Linked DNA regions of Homo sapiens: region 2 is linked to region 1. Evidence: read pairs that join two places in POLR2A ChIA-PET (ENCODE). Cell type or tissue: OCI-LY7. All regions are shown on one strand. Each heading gives the region's core, and the rest is flanking DNA. Links, peaks and the distances in the headings are about the cores only.

Region 1 (8,391 bases), core at 265-8,264:
AGTACTCTTAGGTAGAATTAATTGAAGTAATTTTAATTATTTAATGTTTTAAAATTAATATCATTTATAGAGATATTTGTTAATTCTTGTTTATGTGCTATTTGTTCCACTCAATATTAGTGTGTACTTTTTCATGTGTTGATGCCTGCCACACATTTATCTTGTAAACCAGCCTCCTTCTAGACAGACATTTTCTGTTTTTCGCTTTACTATGGCACAGCTATTTTATTTAAAAAATGGGACCTTTAAATCTATTTTTTTAGGATCTACTTTTTTTTTTTTTTGAGACAGTCTTGCTCTTTCGCCCAGGCTGCAATGCAGTAGTATGATCTCAGCTCACTGCAACCTCTGCCTCCTGGATTCAAGCAATTCTCCTGCCTCAGCCTCTCAAGTAGCTGGGATTACAGGCGCACTACCACGCCCAGCTAATTTTTGTATTTTTAGTAGAGATGGCGTTTCCCCATATTGGCTAGGCTGGTCTTGAACTCCTGTCCTCAAGTGGTCCGCCCACCTTGGCCTCCTGAAGTGCTGGGATTATAGGTGTGAGCCACTGTGCCTGGCCAGGATCTCCTTCCTCAAATGAGATGAAGACTACAGATTTGAACAGTATATGGCTTTAGTTGCACATTGTGGTGGATTAAATTAAATTCCAAATTCGAAAGTAGGTCTTCCTCTTCTTTTTTTTTGAGACAGAGTCTTGCACTATCGCCCGGGCTGCAGTGCAGTGGCGCTATCTCAGCTCACTGCAACCTCTGCCTCCCAGGTTCAAGTGATTCTCCCGCCTCAGCCTCCCGAGTAGCTGGGATTGCAGGTGCCCCAGCTGCAATTGCAGGCGCCCACCACCACGCCTGGCTAATTTTTTGTATTTTTAGTAGAGACAGAGTTTCACTATGTTGGCCAGGCTGGTCTCGAATGCCTGACCTCATAGATCCACCCGCCTCAGCCTCCCAAAGTGCTGGGATTACAGACATGAGTCACTGTGCCCAGCCAAAAATAGGTCTTCTTAAAAGCCCTGTTCTGTCAGCTGGAGAGTTCTGTTACCTGCTATCTCTGTTTTTTTGGTTCTTTTTTTTTTTTTTTTTTTTTTGAGACAGAGTCTCTGTCACCCAGGCTGCAGTGCAGTGGCACCATCTTGGCTCACTGCAACCTCCGCCTCCTGGGTTCAAGCGACTCTTGTGCCCCAGCCCCCCGAGTGGCTGGGATTACACGCTCATGCCACCACACCTGGCTAATTTTTGTATTTGTAGTAGAGATAGGGTTTCACCATGATGGCCAGGCTGGTCTCGAACTCCTGACCTCAAGTGATCTGCCTGCCTTGGCCTCTCAAAGTGCTGGAATTACAGGCATGAGCCACCACGCCTGGCCATCCTGCTGTCTCTTTTGTTCCCACCTTTCCTGTGCTGTAGTATTAATTGGATTTCCTAATGACTATTTTGAGGACTGTAATCTTCAATTATCATCTAAATATTAAAGAAAAACATTATTTTAGTACTATTTTTCTATAGTTTTTCCAATTTTAATTAAAATTTTTTATTTTTTTAATTTATTTTTTATTTTATTTTATTTTTTAGACAGTCTTGCTGTGTTGTTCAGGCTGGTCTCAAACTCCTGGCCTCAAGCAATCCTTCTGCCTCAGCTTCCCAAAGTGTTGGGATTATAGGCGTGGCCAAGTTTTTCTAATTTTTAAAAAGCTGGCTATCTGCATTTATAGAAATAGTGTGTAGCAGAGATCAGCAGACTTTTTATGTAATAGACCAAACACTAAATATGCTTTGCAGGCCATACAATCTGCCACAGTTACACAGTTCTGCTCTTGTAGCAGGAAAGCAGACATAGACAATATATAATGAATGGCCTAGCTATGTTCTGAAAAAACCTTGTTTACAAAAACATGTGAAGAGCTAGATTTGGGCCCCAGGACATAGTCTGCTCACCCTTGATCTGAACCACAGATTGAAATTTGGTGGGCAGAATGGTCCACAGGTGGTCAGGCATGGTGGCTGATGCCTGTAATACTAGCACTTCAGGAGGCCAGGGTAGGAGGATCACTTGAGCCCAGGAGTTTGAGACCAGCCTTGGCAACATTGTGAGACTCCATCTCCACACACACACACACACAAACACACACACAAACACACACTAACTGGGTTTGGTGGTGTGCACCTGTAGTTTTTGCTACTTCAAGAGGCTGAGGCTGAAGTGGGAGGATTGCTTGAAGTGGGAGGTCAAAGCTGCAGTTATCATGCCACTATACTCCAACCTGGGTGACAGAGTGAGACTGTCTCAAAAAAGAAAAAAAGAATGGTCCACAAGCCACAGTAAAGAACCAAGTGTATAAAAATTTAATGTGAGAGAATTCTGCTCTGATTCACACAGAAATTCATACATATGTTCCTGCCATCTAGAGAAGCCTGTGTAGCTGGGCTACTGGAACAGAGCCACTGACCTGCCCTGCTGTTCTTTGATGAACTAAATGATGATGTGCTATGGGCTCTGGAAGAAAGTGGCTGACAGCAGAGTTAGGCAGGCATTTCAGAAAGTCATTCTGGCACCCTTGGAACTTTTATGGAGTTTTCTGCAGCAACAGCCCTGTCTGGTACATCAGTTGACAACTCAGGTCTCCTTGGGTCTTGCTTGTCAGGCTTTGGCACTTAAGTGGAAAGAAAAAGAATAAGCATTAAGGAAAGCGAGAGCACAGCAGAATCAATTTCATAGTCTCTCATGGTTTCTGCCATGGGAGAAAAATGGGCATTATACTGCTCACAGGCAGAATAAAGACTCACTGGAAACATTGCTAAGCTGCCTTCTCCAGAAGATGTCAGCGGGGCAGTTGCGTCAATTGGCGTTCCCTGAACCCTGAGCCCAGCTTTGGGGTACTCTTTGCTTCCCACCCGTGAAGTGACAGTGAGCAGACCCTCAACCTTCTGCTTTCTCCCACCAAAATGAGTGAGTTTTTTAGTATACTTTCTAATAACACCATTACTCTGTGACTACTCTCTAATAGTGACTCAAATTCTGTTATAAGCTTCCTGAAGAGGAGAGTAGGCATCTTCTAAAAAGTAAAAGAACAGCATTAGAATGACAGAATTTTGGAATTAACAGTTTTGCGCTATAAGAACAGGGAGGGTTATCGTAGGTATAACTAATTAAATCTTTTTTTTTTTTTTTTGAGATGGAGTCTCACTTTTTCGCCTAGGCTGGAGTGCAGTGGCACGGTCTTGGCTCACCGCAACCTCTGCCTCCTGGGTTCAAGGGATTCTCCTGCCTCAGCCTCCTGAGTAGCTGGGATTACAGGTGTGTGCTGCCACACCTGGGTAATTTTTTGTATTTTTAATAGAGACGGGATTTCGCCTTGTTGGCCAGGCTGGTCTTGAACTCCTGACCTCAAGTGATCTGCCTGCCTCGGCCTCCCAAAGTGCTGGCATTACAGGCATGAGCCACCCACACCCAGCCAACTAATTATCTTTTATACCAGATCCCACTTTTTACTTAGTGCTGTTAGCATAGCAGTTTTTATAAACATTCTTCAGGTAGGACCTGTTTGCCTTGATATCAAAGAGATGGAAGGAGTTGCTCACTTTTGTTCCCAGCCTTCTTTCTAGAAATCTGCCTTCCTTCTTCCTATCAAATGTTAGCGGAGCACCGTCTCTTCTTTAGCCGTCACTGCTTGCCTTGTACAGTGAAGGAAGTCTGGTGAGCAGCAGTCCAGGAACTGCCCACGGGTACCCTGGGTTGGGGGTTTTCCTAGGCCTTTACACAGACCGCAGAATTTATCCTTGATATATGCTGTCATGTGGTTTGGGCATTTACTAGCATTGAACTTATTTGAGTAGACAGCAGTGTAGTTTCAACCTGTTTTTTATAATGTGTAAATTTGGATGCTTTTATAGGTAGAAGCCACTCATTCTTCATCTACCCTTTTTTCAGTATCTGGCACCAATTCTGACCCAGTCATTTGTGATCCCTGGCTCTTGTGATATGCTGAAGATTTCCAGGCAGTTTTTGTGGAACACCTCCCCGTCCAGCTCTAATCAAGCACCATATAAACAAGAAATTGCCTGGTCAAATCTGTGAGGACTGTATTCTGACTGCCAAAGAGATCAATACTGACACCAGAATGGCAGCTACTCTCAAGTCATTAAAACTTGTAAGATACCGAGCATTTTGCAGTCCTTCTGCCTTTGGTGCAGTCCGAAGTGTGTCATACTGGAATGTGAGCAGCACACAGCATGGGGGACAGGACCCTCCAGAACACATTAGCCTCTGCCATTCTGCCAAAAAAGTTAAGAACATATGTAGCACCTTCTCTTCTCGGAGAATCCTGACAACCAGCAGTGCCCACCCAGGTTTGGAATTCAGCAAGACTTCTTCCTCTAAGGCCAGTACATTGCAGCTGGGCTCACCCAGGGCCACAGGAGTTGATGAAGAGGACGTAGAAGTGTTTGATTCCTTTGAAAACATGCGAGTTTTCCTACAGCTAAGACCAGAATACCGTGTTCACAGCTATAATGCATCTGAGACTTCTCAGCTCCTGTCTGTTTCAGAAGGTGAACTAATTTTGCACAAAGTCAGAGTTAATCAAAATAATCTCCAGGCTCAAGTCATTGTTGATTATTTGTGTAAGCTGAGCTCTTTGCCTGCAGAGCAGCATCCTGTCTTGCTGGGCAGTACCAGCTTTGCTCTGCTCTGCCAGCTGAGTGTGAAGAAGATACAGCTCTTTGATACCCAAGATCTGATCAATGTTTTGAAAGCTTTTGTCATTTTAGGAATCCCTCACTCCCATTCAATGCTAGATGTGTATGAGACCAAGTGTTGCCATCAGGTATGGGAGATGAATATGGATCAGCTCCTTTTGGTGGCTGATCTCTGGAGGTACTTAGGCCGCAAAGTACCTAGGTTTTTAAACATTTTTTCTAGTTATCTTAATTTGCACTGGAAGGATCTATCCTTGTCTCAGCTAGTTCACTTAATTTATGTTATAGGTGAAAATCGTCAGGTATCCCAGGACCTAATGCAAAAATTGGAATCATTGATCCTTAAATATATAGATTTGATCAATTTGGAGGAGGTTGGTACCATCTGTTTGGGGTTCTTTAAATCAAGTACTAATCTCTCTGAATTTGTCATGCGGAAAATTGGAGACTTGGCTTGTGCTAACATTCAGCATCTGAGTAGTCGCTCCTTAGTGAATATTGTTAAAATGTTCCGTTTCACTCACGTGGATCACATCAATTTCATGAAGCAGATTGGAGAGATAGCTCCTCAGCGAATTCCTTCCCTGGGAGTTCAAGGTGTCATGCACCTGACTCTTTACTGCTCGGCCTTACGCTTCCTGAATGAAGGAGTAATGAATGCAGTGGCTGCGTCTTTGCCTCCTAGAGTGGCACACTGTCGAAGTAAAGATGTTGCCAAGATTCTGTGGTCATTTGGAACTCTGAATTATAAGCCACCCAATGCAGAAGAATTTTACTCCAGCCTGATAAGTGAGATTCACAGAAAGATGCCTGAATTCAACCAGTACCCAGAACACCTGCCCACCTGCCTGCTGGGCCTGGCATTTTTGGAGTACTTTCCAGTAGAGTTAATTGATTTCGCTCTCAGTCCAGGGTTTGTCAGGTTAGCTCAGGAGAGAACTAAGTTTGACCTCCTTAAGGAACTATATACCCTCGATGGTACAGTTGGCATTGAGTGTCCAGATTACAGAGGCAATCGTCTTAGTACTCACCTTCAGCAAGAGGGGTCTGAATTGCTGTGGTATTTAGCAGAGAAGGATATGAATTCAAAGCCTGAATTCTTAGAAACTGTCTTTTTACTGGAGACCATGCTGGGGGGGCCCCAGTACGTCAAGCACCATATGATTTTGCCTCATACCCGATCTTCTGACTTAGAGGTCCAGCTTGATGTTAACCTGAAGCCATTACCATTTAATAGAGAAGCCACGCCGGCTGAAAATGTAGCCAAATTAAGGCTTGAGCATGTGGGAGTCAGCCTTACAGATGATTTGATGAATAAGTTACTAAAAGGGAAAGCAAGAGGACATTTCCAGGGCAAAACTGAGTCAGAGCCTGGGCAGCAGCCCATGGAGTTGGAGAATAAGGCAGCTGTACCTCTGGGGGGCTTCCTTTGCAATGTAGCAGATAAATCAGGGGCCATGGAGATGGCTGGCCTGTGCCCCGCAGCCTGCATGCAGACCCCAAGAATGAAGCTGGCTGTTCAGTTCACAAACAGGAACCAGTATTGCTATGGCTCCAGGGATCTCCTTGGACTGCACAATATGAAGAGGCGGCAGCTGGCTCGGCTTGGCTACCGTGTGGTAGAGTTATCCTACTGGGAATGGCTCCCACTACTGAAACGAACTCGCTTAGAAAAGTTGGCGTTTCTTCATGAGAAAGTATTCACCTCTGCTCTCTGAAGGGCATTTAGGGGCATTTCTATGGCAAAGCTATAGGTGTATACTGTACCAGGTGTTGCAAAATGATTATAAAAGCCAGAATGTAAGTTTGGCGATAAAATAGTGTGTTGAGGAGACTTAATTGTATCCAAGGCAGGTTAGAGCTAGTGTATGTTACTGTGAATTGTAATGTAGTTGGATTGTACAAATTACTGCAAATGTATACATGTTACTCTTAGTAAATAATAAACATCTTAATATGTCCTACGGTCAAGTAAGTCCTTGTTGGATTTTTCTTTCTGTTTACCAGCCTTATGTCACAGAGTTTTTAGAATAAAAGTATAGTCAGACATTATATAAAGCCAATTTTTAAAAATTTTATTCTTTTCTGGAGACCCTCCCCCCACCCTTACAGATTTTTTTTTTTTTTAAAGCCAGTTTTTTTGTTTGTTTTTTGAGATGGAGTCTCGCTCTGTCACCCAGGCTGGAATGCAGTGGCACAATCTCAGCTCACTGCAACCTCCGCCTCCCAGATTCAAACAATTCTCCTGCCTCATCCTCCCGAGTAGCTGAGACTACAGGCGCGTATCACTACACCTGGATAATTTTTGTCTTTTTAGCAGAAACGGGGTTTCTCCATGTTGACCAGGCTGGTCTTGAACTCCTGACTTCCGGTGATCCGCCTGCCTTGGCCTCCCAAATGCTGGGATTACAGGTGTGAGCCACCGCGTCTGGCCTTTTTTTTTTTTTTGAGACGGAGTCTCCCTCGGTTGCCCAGGTTGGAGAGCAATGGCGCGATCTTGGCTCACTGCAAGCTCTGCCTCCCAGGTTCAGGCAGTTCTCCTGCCTCAGCCACCTGAGTAGCTGGGGTTACAGGCGCCCACCACCACGCCCAGCTAATTTTTGCATTTTTATTTGAGATGGGGTTTCACCATGTTGTTCAGGCTGGTCTCACACTCCTGACCTCAGATGATCCACTCACCTTGGCCTCCCAAAGTGCTGGGATTACAGGCATGAGCCACTGTGGCTGGCCTATACCTTGTTTTAAAATAAGAATCTCATGCTGGATGTGGTGGCTCATGCCTGTTATCTCAGCCTTTAGGAGGCCAAAGTGGGAAGATTGCTTGAGTCCAGGAGTTTGAGACCAGCCTGGCCAACATAGTGAGACCTTGCCTCTGCAAAAAAATAAAATTAGCCAGGCGTGGTGGTGTGCCCCCGCAGTCCTAGCTACTCAGGAGGCTGGGTGGGAGGATCTGTTGAGCCTGGGAGGTTGAGGCTGCAGTGAGCTGAGATGACACCACTGTGCTTTAGCCTGGATGACAGAGCAAGACCCTAACTCAAAAAAAAAAAAAAAAGGAAAAAAAGGCCAAGTGTGGTGACTCAGGTCTGTAGTCCCAGCACTTTGGGTGATCTCTTGAACCCAGGAGTTCCAGACCAGCAACATGGCAAAACCCCATCTCTACTAAAAATACAAAAAATTAGCTGGGCATGGTGATGCACACCTGTAGTCCAGCTACTTAGGAGGCTGAGGTGGGAGGATCACCGTAGTTTAGAAGGTCAAGACTGCAGAGAGCTGTGATTGTGTCAGTGCACTCCCACCTGGCTGACAGAGTGAGACCCTGTCAAAAAAAAAAAAGGCTCTCAAAGCTTCACTTATATTTCAGGATTTTTCCTCCAACACATCTTTTCACGTGCTCTAAAATTAAAATTCTTATTCTTGTTTAGATGTGGTTGTTTGTCCTTAGTTGCTGATTCCTTTTGCTTTAAGAGCCATTTCAGAATTGGTGAACTTAATATTTTTCTTTTAGCTCCCTCTTTCACATTTCTACTTGTCTTGCATAAACTCCCCCTACCCTCATATTTTTCTTCTTAAAATTGGACCTAGAAGAACAGAATTACACAAGCACCTGTTGGGCCAATGGTTCCCAAGTCTGACGCTTAGGCAGAATGGTTTTCATAGCAAGTAGCTCAGATGAGAAGGAAACATGCTATGTGTTATA
Region 2 (8,260 bases), core at 261-8,260, 58 kb after region 1:
AGGCACTGGGAGGCCAGGGGCAGGCTGGGGCAGGGAGCTTGGGAACCAGGACTGATAGGCTCCTCGCTCAGTAGTTCTGCCCGGCTTAGCTGTGTGGTCCCGGACAAGCCACGGGGTCTCTCTGTGCCACAGGGTCCCCACAAGTGAAGTGATCTGTACAAGTCTACCAATGCCTTCCAGCCTGGGGCCGGGGACAAATACCCCAGTTACTGACCCAGCAGCCAGTCCCGTCCCTCCTCTTCCTCACCAACAGGACCCCATTTTGTCAGGGGCCTGTGAGCACACCTAATCTTAGGGGTGAGCTTTGGCTGGCCTAACCCAAAGAAGGCAGCCGGCTAGTGGTGCTTGTCCAGTCTGGAGGGATTTAGGGGTGGGGACTCTGGGCAGGTTTCTCCTCCCTGAGAGCGGAGAGGCTCAGAAGAGGGAACCCATTTTGTGGCTGTCCCCTTGCCACAAGGAGGGACACTCAGACATGTGGAGGGTACCAGACAGGAGTGGGGAAGCCCTAGATGCCATCCCTGAATTTCAGCCAGGCCTGGGACCACCCACTTCCCAACTTGAATTATAGTAAATTACAAATGTCTTTGGGGTTTAGTCACTGCTATTTTATTTTGTTTATTTTATATTTTATTATTATTATTTTTTATAAGACAGGGTCTGACTGTGTCACCCAGGCTGAAGTGCAGTGGCACGATCATAGCTCATTTCAGCCTCCGGTTCCTGGGCTCAAGCCATCATCCTGCCTCTGCCTTGCTAGTAGTTGGGACCACCGGCATGCACCCCCAAGCCCAATCTTTTTTTTTTCCCCTTCAAAGATGGGTTCTGACCATGTCACCCAGCCTGGAGTGCAGTGGCTATTCACAGGCAGGATCCCACTACTGATTAGCACAGGGTTTTCACCTGCTCCATTTCTGATCTGAGTCGGTTCACCCCTCCTTAGGCAACCTGGTGGTCCCCTTGCACCCGGGAGGTCACCATGCTGATGCTGAACTTAGTGCAGACGCCAGCTAGGCATAGCCCACGGCAGCCCAGGCAGGAGTGCAGTGGCGTGATCATGGCTCACTGCAGCCTGTACCTCCTGGGCTCAAGCATCCTCCTGCCTCAGCCTCAGGAGTAGCTGGGACTCCAGGCGCGTGCCCCAGCACCCGGCTCTGCTAGGGTTTTGTGGCAGTAGCGTGGTGAAGGGCACAGACCCTGGAGCCTGAGTTTGAATCCCAGGTCTGCTGTTTATCACTTGTTCGTTGAATAACTTGGGCAAGTTATTCAACCTCTCTGCCCCTCAGTTTCCTGTCTGCAAATAGAGATAAAAATACTTCCTCCTTCACAGGGTTTATGTGATTCAAGGAGGAAAATATACGTAAAAGGCTTAAAACAGTGATGCTGGCACACACTCCTTTTTTTTTTTTTTTTTTTTTTGAGACAGAGTTTCACTCTTGTTGCCCAGGCTGGAGTGCAGTGGCGCAATCTCGGCTCACTGCAACAGCCGCCTCCCTGGCTCAAGCGATTCTCCTGCCTCAACCTCCCGACTAGCTGGGATTACAGGCGCCTGCCACAACGGCCGGCTAATTTTTGTATTTTTAGTAGAGATGGGGTTTCACCATGTTGGCCAGGCTGGTCTTGAACTCCTGATCTCAGGTGATCCACCCGCCTTGGCCTCCCAAAGTGCTGGGATCACAGGCGTGAGCCACCGCTCCCGGCCCCACACTCTGTGTTTTTATTGCCAGTGGTTTAGCACGTTCGTAGGCCACGCGTCCTGTATGACGTCCCTACCACACACACGCGCGCACACGCACACACAGCTGGGTTCTCTCTTTCACATCCCTGCACAAGCTGTTTATCCCTCCAGGTGTGTCCTCCCCGTCTCCTTTTCCGGGGAATTTCAGTCCCCAGCCACAGGCAACGAGTACACCCCGTAGAAGCCCACCCCGCGCGGCGGCCTATCCTGCCCACTCGCCCCAGGACCCCTCCGCCGGCCCGCGCGCCCCAGGTTGGAGGGGTGAGGTGGGGTCTCTCTGGGCGGAGGTGGAACTCTCAATTGGCAGCCTAGGGCGAGGCTCACACGTGGACCCCCGGACCACCACGCGCCTGGCAGCGCGGCCTCTCTGCGCTGGTTTCCTTCACCGGCGAGCGGCGCCGCTGGGCCTGGGGCCTGGGGCTCAGACGGGGCCCTGCCGGGCAGGCGGAAGGGCGAGCGTGCAAGCCGGGGCCGCCTCCGCTGCAGCCCCCTCCGCTGCCGCCTGGATCGGCCGCTTCCCCCTCCCAGCCGCCCGGATCGGCCGCTTCCCCCTCCCAGCCGCCCGGCTGATGGCGCTAAGTGATTCCGGGCACCGCGCTCCGGGGTGGCGCCGACCCGCGGGGCCCTGGGGGCCGCCGGAGCCGTGCTCATGCTGCTCTTAGCAGTCTGCGCACAGCGCGCCTCATTAGGGGCCGCCGGGCCGACGGGGACGTGCGCCCAGCGCTGCGCCTCCCAATCTGTGCTCGACCCCGGCCCCCGAGCTTCCGCGCCCTCGGGTCCCCGAGGCCCGCGCTGTTTCCTGTCTCTCCTGGTGACTTCACTCTTCATCTCAGCACCCGCGGGTGTCTGGCTGCGTGGGGGCTGGGAGCGCGGACAGGCCTAGCTCTTCCTTAAGTCTAGCAAAGGGAACGTCTGTGGGACCCCAGGGCCGCAGTCATTGTCCCCGGCGGGTGCGACAGGCCACGTCACTTGGAACACGGAGCTAGGGTTGAGCGTCTCTAGATGCGAGTCTACAGGTCTTGCTGCCGTACAGGTTTTCCATATAGAAACGAGTTTGTCAAAAATATTTTTCTTCGTTTATTTTGCCTTTTACTTAGGTTATTTTTGCAAGTTAAAGAATTTTTATTGTCTTTTCATTTCTGATTTCTTTTAAAAGTTTAATGTAACCCCCCTCTAGAGATACGATAAATATTCAGACCTGGCTTCCCGCATCCCCTCCCCGCCGCTCCCCGGCCCTCGTCAGCTGATTTTTTTTTGAGACGGAGTCTCACTCTGTCGCCCAGGCTGGAGTGCAGTGGCGCGATCTTGGCTTACTGCAACCTCCGCCTCCTGGGTTCAAGTGATTCTCCTGCCTCAGCCTCCCAAGCAGCTAAGACTGCAGGCGCGCACCACCATGCCCAGCTCATTTTTTTTTGTATTTTTGGTAGAGACGGGGTTTCACCATGTTGGCCAGGATGGTCTTGAACTCCTGACCTCGTGATCTGCCCGCCTCGGCCTCCCAAAGTGTTGGGATTACAGGCATGAGCCACCGCGCCCAGCTTGTCGGCTGATTTTATTCTATTTAGCTCTTCAATCCAGCTGAGATGTGCCTTGGTCTGGAAAGAGCAGAAGGCCTCCCCCGCCCTTTTTTACTTGGTCCTGCAGTGGATCCATTTCAGTTCCATACCTGTCCCCTCAGGCTCAGCATTTTTCTCAGAGGTTTCTCATCCCTGCTCAATGTATCCTCTTTGATTCAATTCAGTAAGCAGGTCTTGGGCTCCCACAACATCTTTTGTTTGCTCTTGTTCCCCTCTTCATAGTTTACAGAGCATTTGTGTGGGTCCTCAAAAATACTACTGGAGGCTGGCGCCGTGGCTCACACCGGTAATCCCAGCACTTTGGGAGGCAGAGGTAGGCGGATCACTTGAGGTCAGGAGTTCGAGACCAGCCTGGCCAACATGGTGAAAGCCCATTTCTACAAAAAATACAAAAATTAGCCAGGCATGGTGGTGAGCATCTGTAATCCCAGCTACTAGGGAGGCTGAGGCACGAGAATTGCTTGAACCCGGGAGGCGGAGGTTGCAGTGAGCCAACAGGTGAAAAGAGAGAAAGCTGGACTTACTGCTACCAGCAGTGTTCTTTTGAAAATGAAGCCAGCTAGGCACGGTGGCTCATGCCTGTAATCCCGGCACTTTGGGAGGTCAAGGTGGGCACATCATTTGGGCTCGGGAGTTTGAGACCAGCCTGGGGAAAATGGTGAAATCCTGTCTGCACAAAAACAAAGATTAGCTGGGCATGGTGCTGTGGTTCCAGCCACTCGGGAGGCTGAGGTGGGAGGATCACTCTTAAGCCCAGGAGGTAGAGTTTGCAGTGAGCCATGATCGCACCACTGCACTCCAGCCTGGGCGACAGAGCGAGACACTGTCTCAAAAAAAAAAAAAAAAAAAAAGAAAAAGAAAAAAAGAAAAGAAAAGAAAAAGAACATGAAGCCAATGGCCAGGCACAGTGGCTCACGCCTGTAATTGCAGCACTTTGGGAAGCCAAGGTGGGAGGATTACTTGGGACCAGGGGTTTGAGACTAGCTTGGGCAACACAGTGAGACCCTCATCTCTACAAAAAAAAAAAAAAAAAAAAAAAAAATTAAAAAGGAAAAAAGATAGAAAGAAAATGAGGCCATGCCCTCTCTGGCAGTAGTGGAGATGTTCTATGGTATATACAGCAGGGGAATAAGAAACAGAAGGTGTGGGCAGGGCAGATGCTCTGCTAAGATTAGTTAACTGTTACTTCTTCTCAGAAAAGGTGGTCTAAGGGTAAGGAAGTACTTTATAGAACATTCTGACATTTGGGGTTTCATCTGGAGGCTTGCCACGTTTTATTATGTAAGGATTGCAGAAATCTTAACCCTTTATGGCACCCTCATCTGATTCCCTTAAGACCTCAGTGGGACAGGAAGTGGGGTTAGTACTTCAAGTAAATAACCTTGGGAACAGGTGTGACTTGCCCTGGGTCACACAGAACTCCCTGGAGAGCTGAAGCTGGTACCCAGAGCTTCCCTTCCTTCTTTCCATAATTTATTGAACACCCTCTACCTGGAGTGGGGTTACCGTACTGAGCATGAAAGGTAGAGTCCTTCCTTTCTGCCCTGGTGTTTCATTTTAAAGGGGTTATAGGCATACACACACAAAAAGATAGACACACAAAAAATGAATTGTGAATTGCAGTAGGTGCTATGAAATTCATCAACATAGTCCCAGACAGAAGATAACAGAGATGGGGGATGCTCTAGATAGGGCAGTCAGGGGAGCCTCCTCTTAAGAGATGCCATTTAAACCAATCAAATGAATCCTGGGGAGGGTGCGGGTAGAGGAATCTTCCAGGACACGGAAACAGCAGGATCTCAGATCCCAAAGCAGCAGTTGGAGTTGAGACTGATTTTAGAGGTAACATAAGCAACAGTGAGGGAAAGAGAAGACCCAGGGTGAGTCTCAGGTTCTGGGAGGAGCAGCTGGTTGGATGGTGGTAAGATCACACAGGTGGGAACCCTGGAAGAGCAGGGAAACAGCTGAGAATCTGGAGTTGCGTGTTGACTTTGTTAAGTTGGAGAAGCCTATTGGATATCCAATGTGAGGTGTCACTGGGCAGTTGAAACTATAAGTCTGGCTCTTTGGGGAGAGGCCCAGGATGGAAATACCAGTTTGGGAATTATTAGCTTGTAGTAAGTATATAAAATTGTGGGATCACCCAGGAAGAGAAGGGACACAGGACTGATTCCTGGGATGCTCCAACGTTTAGAAGTCAAGGTCAAAGAGAAGGAGCCAGAAACGGAGACAGAGAGAACACCCGGTGTAACAGAAGGAAAACCAAGAGAGTGTAGCATCGGTGGAACCAAACAAAGTGTGTTTCAGAAAAGGATAAGTGTGGCCGGGCGCGGTGGCTCACGCCTATAATCCCAGCCCTTTGGGAGTCCGAGGCAGGCAGATCATGAGGTCAGGAGATCGAGACCATCCTGGCTAACACGGTGAAACCCCGTCTCTACTAAAAATACAAAAAATTAGCCGGGCGCGGTGGCGGGCACCTGTAGTCCCAGCTACTCGGGAGGCTGAGGCAGGAGAATGGCATGAACCCAGGAGGCGGAGCTTGCAGTGAGCGGAGATCACACCACTGCACTCCAGCCTGGGCGACAGAGCAAGACTCCGTCTCAGAAAAAAAAAAAAAAAGAAAAGGATAAGTGTTCACCCATGTCAAATGCTGCTAGATCATGTGAAATAAGGACATAGACATCACCACCACATTTTTCGTTTTTTTTTTTTTTTTTTTTTTTTTGAGACGGAGTCTTGCTCTGTTGCCCAGGCTGGAGTGCAGTGGCACGATCTTGGCTCACTGCAACCTCCGCCTCCTGGGTTCAGGCGATTTTCCTGCCTCAGCCTCCCGAGTAGCTGGGATTACAGGCAGGTGCCACCACGCCCGGCTAATTTTTCTATTTTTAGTAGAGACGAGGTTTTACTATGCTGGCCAGGCTGGTCTCGAACACCTGACCTCGTGATCCACCGGCCTCGGCCTCCCAAAGTGCTGGGATTACAGGTGTAAGCCATTGCGCCCAGCCGACCACATTTTTCAATATGGAAGTAGTTTAACACCTTGACAACAGGAGTTTCAATGGGCTGGTTTGAGCAGAAGCCCAGGTGGAGGGAGTTGAAGAATAAATGTTGACTTCTGGATAAATGGCAGGTGGAGTGAGACCCCATCTCTAAAAACAAAAACAAAAACAAAAACAAAAACAAAGGGCAGATGGACCACAAATGAAAAACCAAGATGACCACTAACTCCAAGGAATACAAAAAGTTGTTCACAGATAGAAAGATCATCATAATATACTACGTGGCTTAGCTCAGAGGGCAGAATTGCAATCTAACTTGTAATACTGATCTATCATAACGTCATTGTATTTAGAAAATGGTGGATGAAGGGTATACATCAGGGGAGGGGGAAGGAACTGGTGAAGGAGCTGACTCCTTTCTTTTGGAAGGATGAATGAATCAGGATCATGAGCTGAGATGTAGGAGATAAAAGGACCGAGAAGATGTAAAAAGTAGATTGGGAAAGGAAACCTGTAAGGGACGTGTAGAAGGGTGTGCAGTGTCTGGGGGGTCCATGTGACATATGGGGTGATGTGTTGGAAATGCAGCCAGTCAGCACAGGATAGAGACTTTTCCCAGTCAGCCAAGGTTCCGAGAAGGTAGGTCCTGGGAGAAAGGGGCCTCGGTGTGGGAGGCCGGTCTTAGAATGAAGATCCTGGTAGACAGATCTGGTCAGCACAGAGGTCCTGGCTGTCCCATGGCTTGGGCCCTTCAGTCAGTCTGGCCTCATCCGTTTTCAGTTGTTGACTCAACCCCCTGCAGTGAAGAAGGGGTAAGGTGCTGGGCCAAGGCGCCTTAGCCAGGCCTCCAGCCTCTCTCCTCAGCTAGCCTCACAACCCACAGAGTCTCAGCGGGGCAACGGCCTCAGACCAAGCTTGTTTCCAGGCCAGGAGTAGAATGAAAATGTTCCTCCTAGACTAATCCAGGAAGCTGCTCTCTCTGGAAAAATCTCCTAGCTCTTAACAAGAATAATGGCATTGGCCAGGCATGGTGGTTCATGCCTGTAATCCCAGCACTTTGGGAGGCTGAGTGGGGTGGATCACCTGAGGCCAGGAGTTTGAGACCAGCCTGGCCAACATGGTGAAACCCTGTCTCTACTAAAAATACAAAAATTAGCTGGACGTGGAGATGGGCGCCTGTAATCCCAGCTTCTCAGGAGGCTGAGGCAGAAGAATCGCTTGAACCTGGGAGGCAGAGGTTGCAGTGAGCCAAGATCGCGTCACTGCACTCCAGCCTGGGCAACAAGAGCAAAACTCCATCTCAAACAAAACAAAACAAAGAATAATGGCATTACTAATGCAATACTACTGTTCATTAACTTTACAATGCTGCAGCCCCCTTTTTCTTTTTTTTGAGACGGAGTCTCGCTCTGTCGCCCAGGCTGGAGTGCAGTGGCGCGATCTTGGCTCACTGCAAGCTCTGCCTCCCAGGTCCATGCCATTCTCCTGCCTCAGCCTCCTGAGTAGCTGGGACTACAGGCGCCCGCCATCACACCCGGCTAATTTTTTTTTTTTTTTGGATTTTTAGTAGAGACGGGGTTTCACCATGTTAGCCAGGATGGTCTAGATCTCCTGACCTCATGATCCGCCTGCCTCGGCCTCCCAAAGTGCTGGGATTACAGGCATGAGCCACCGCACCTGGCCACATGCAGGCACTTTTCTAAAGCTACTTTTTCTTTTGAAACAGTGTCTCACTCTCACCCAAGCTGGAGTGCAGTGGCTCAGGTATGGCTCACTGCAGCCTGGGCTCAAGCAATTCTTCCACCTCAGCCTCCCGAGTAGCTGGGACCACAGGCATGCACCACCACACCTGCCCAATTTTTAAATTATCTGTAGTGATAAGGTCTATGTTGTCCAGGCTGGTCTCGAACTCCTGGGCTCAAGTGATCCTTCTGCCTTTGCCTCTCAAA

Evidence for each region. ChIA-PET counts read pairs that join two places held together with the same protein. Peaks named below come from ENCODE experiments on the same cell type or tissue, not always from the same donor. Only the 100,000 strongest peaks of a DNase experiment are listed, where the experiment ranks them.
Region 2: POLR2A ChIA-PET joins it to region 1 with 5 read pairs; 8 of 35 experiments call an interaction of 5 or more read pairs at or near these places.

The regions. Positions count from the first base shown.
Region 1 is chr20:3,144,797-3,153,187 of GRCh38, reverse strand. The region is part of intron 1 of UBOX5 (U-box domain containing 5); the gene reads left to right. FASTKD5 (FAST kinase domains 5) reads left to right here. Exons shown (of 2, transcript NM_021826.5): 2 at 3,928-6,669. The coding sequence starts at 4,118. The coding sequence ends at 6,412. It overlaps UBOX5-AS1 (UBOX5 antisense RNA 1), which reads right to left. Exons shown (of 7, transcript NR_038395.1): 7 at 2,321-2,650. Among named protein-coding and RNA genes, the nearest start is that of FASTKD5, 11 kb to the left of the region's middle. In OCI-LY7, for the core only: no CTCF peak of the experiment used is centred there; no DNase peak of the experiment used is centred there.
Region 2 is chr20:3,087,061-3,095,320 of GRCh38, reverse strand. It overlaps the pseudogene RN7SL555P. Among named protein-coding and RNA genes, the nearest start is that of AVP, 6.5 kb to the right of the region's middle. RefSeq lists enhancers at 1,738-2,238, 2,239-2,739. In OCI-LY7, for the core only: no CTCF peak of the experiment used is centred there; a DNase peak (open chromatin) is centred at 4,670.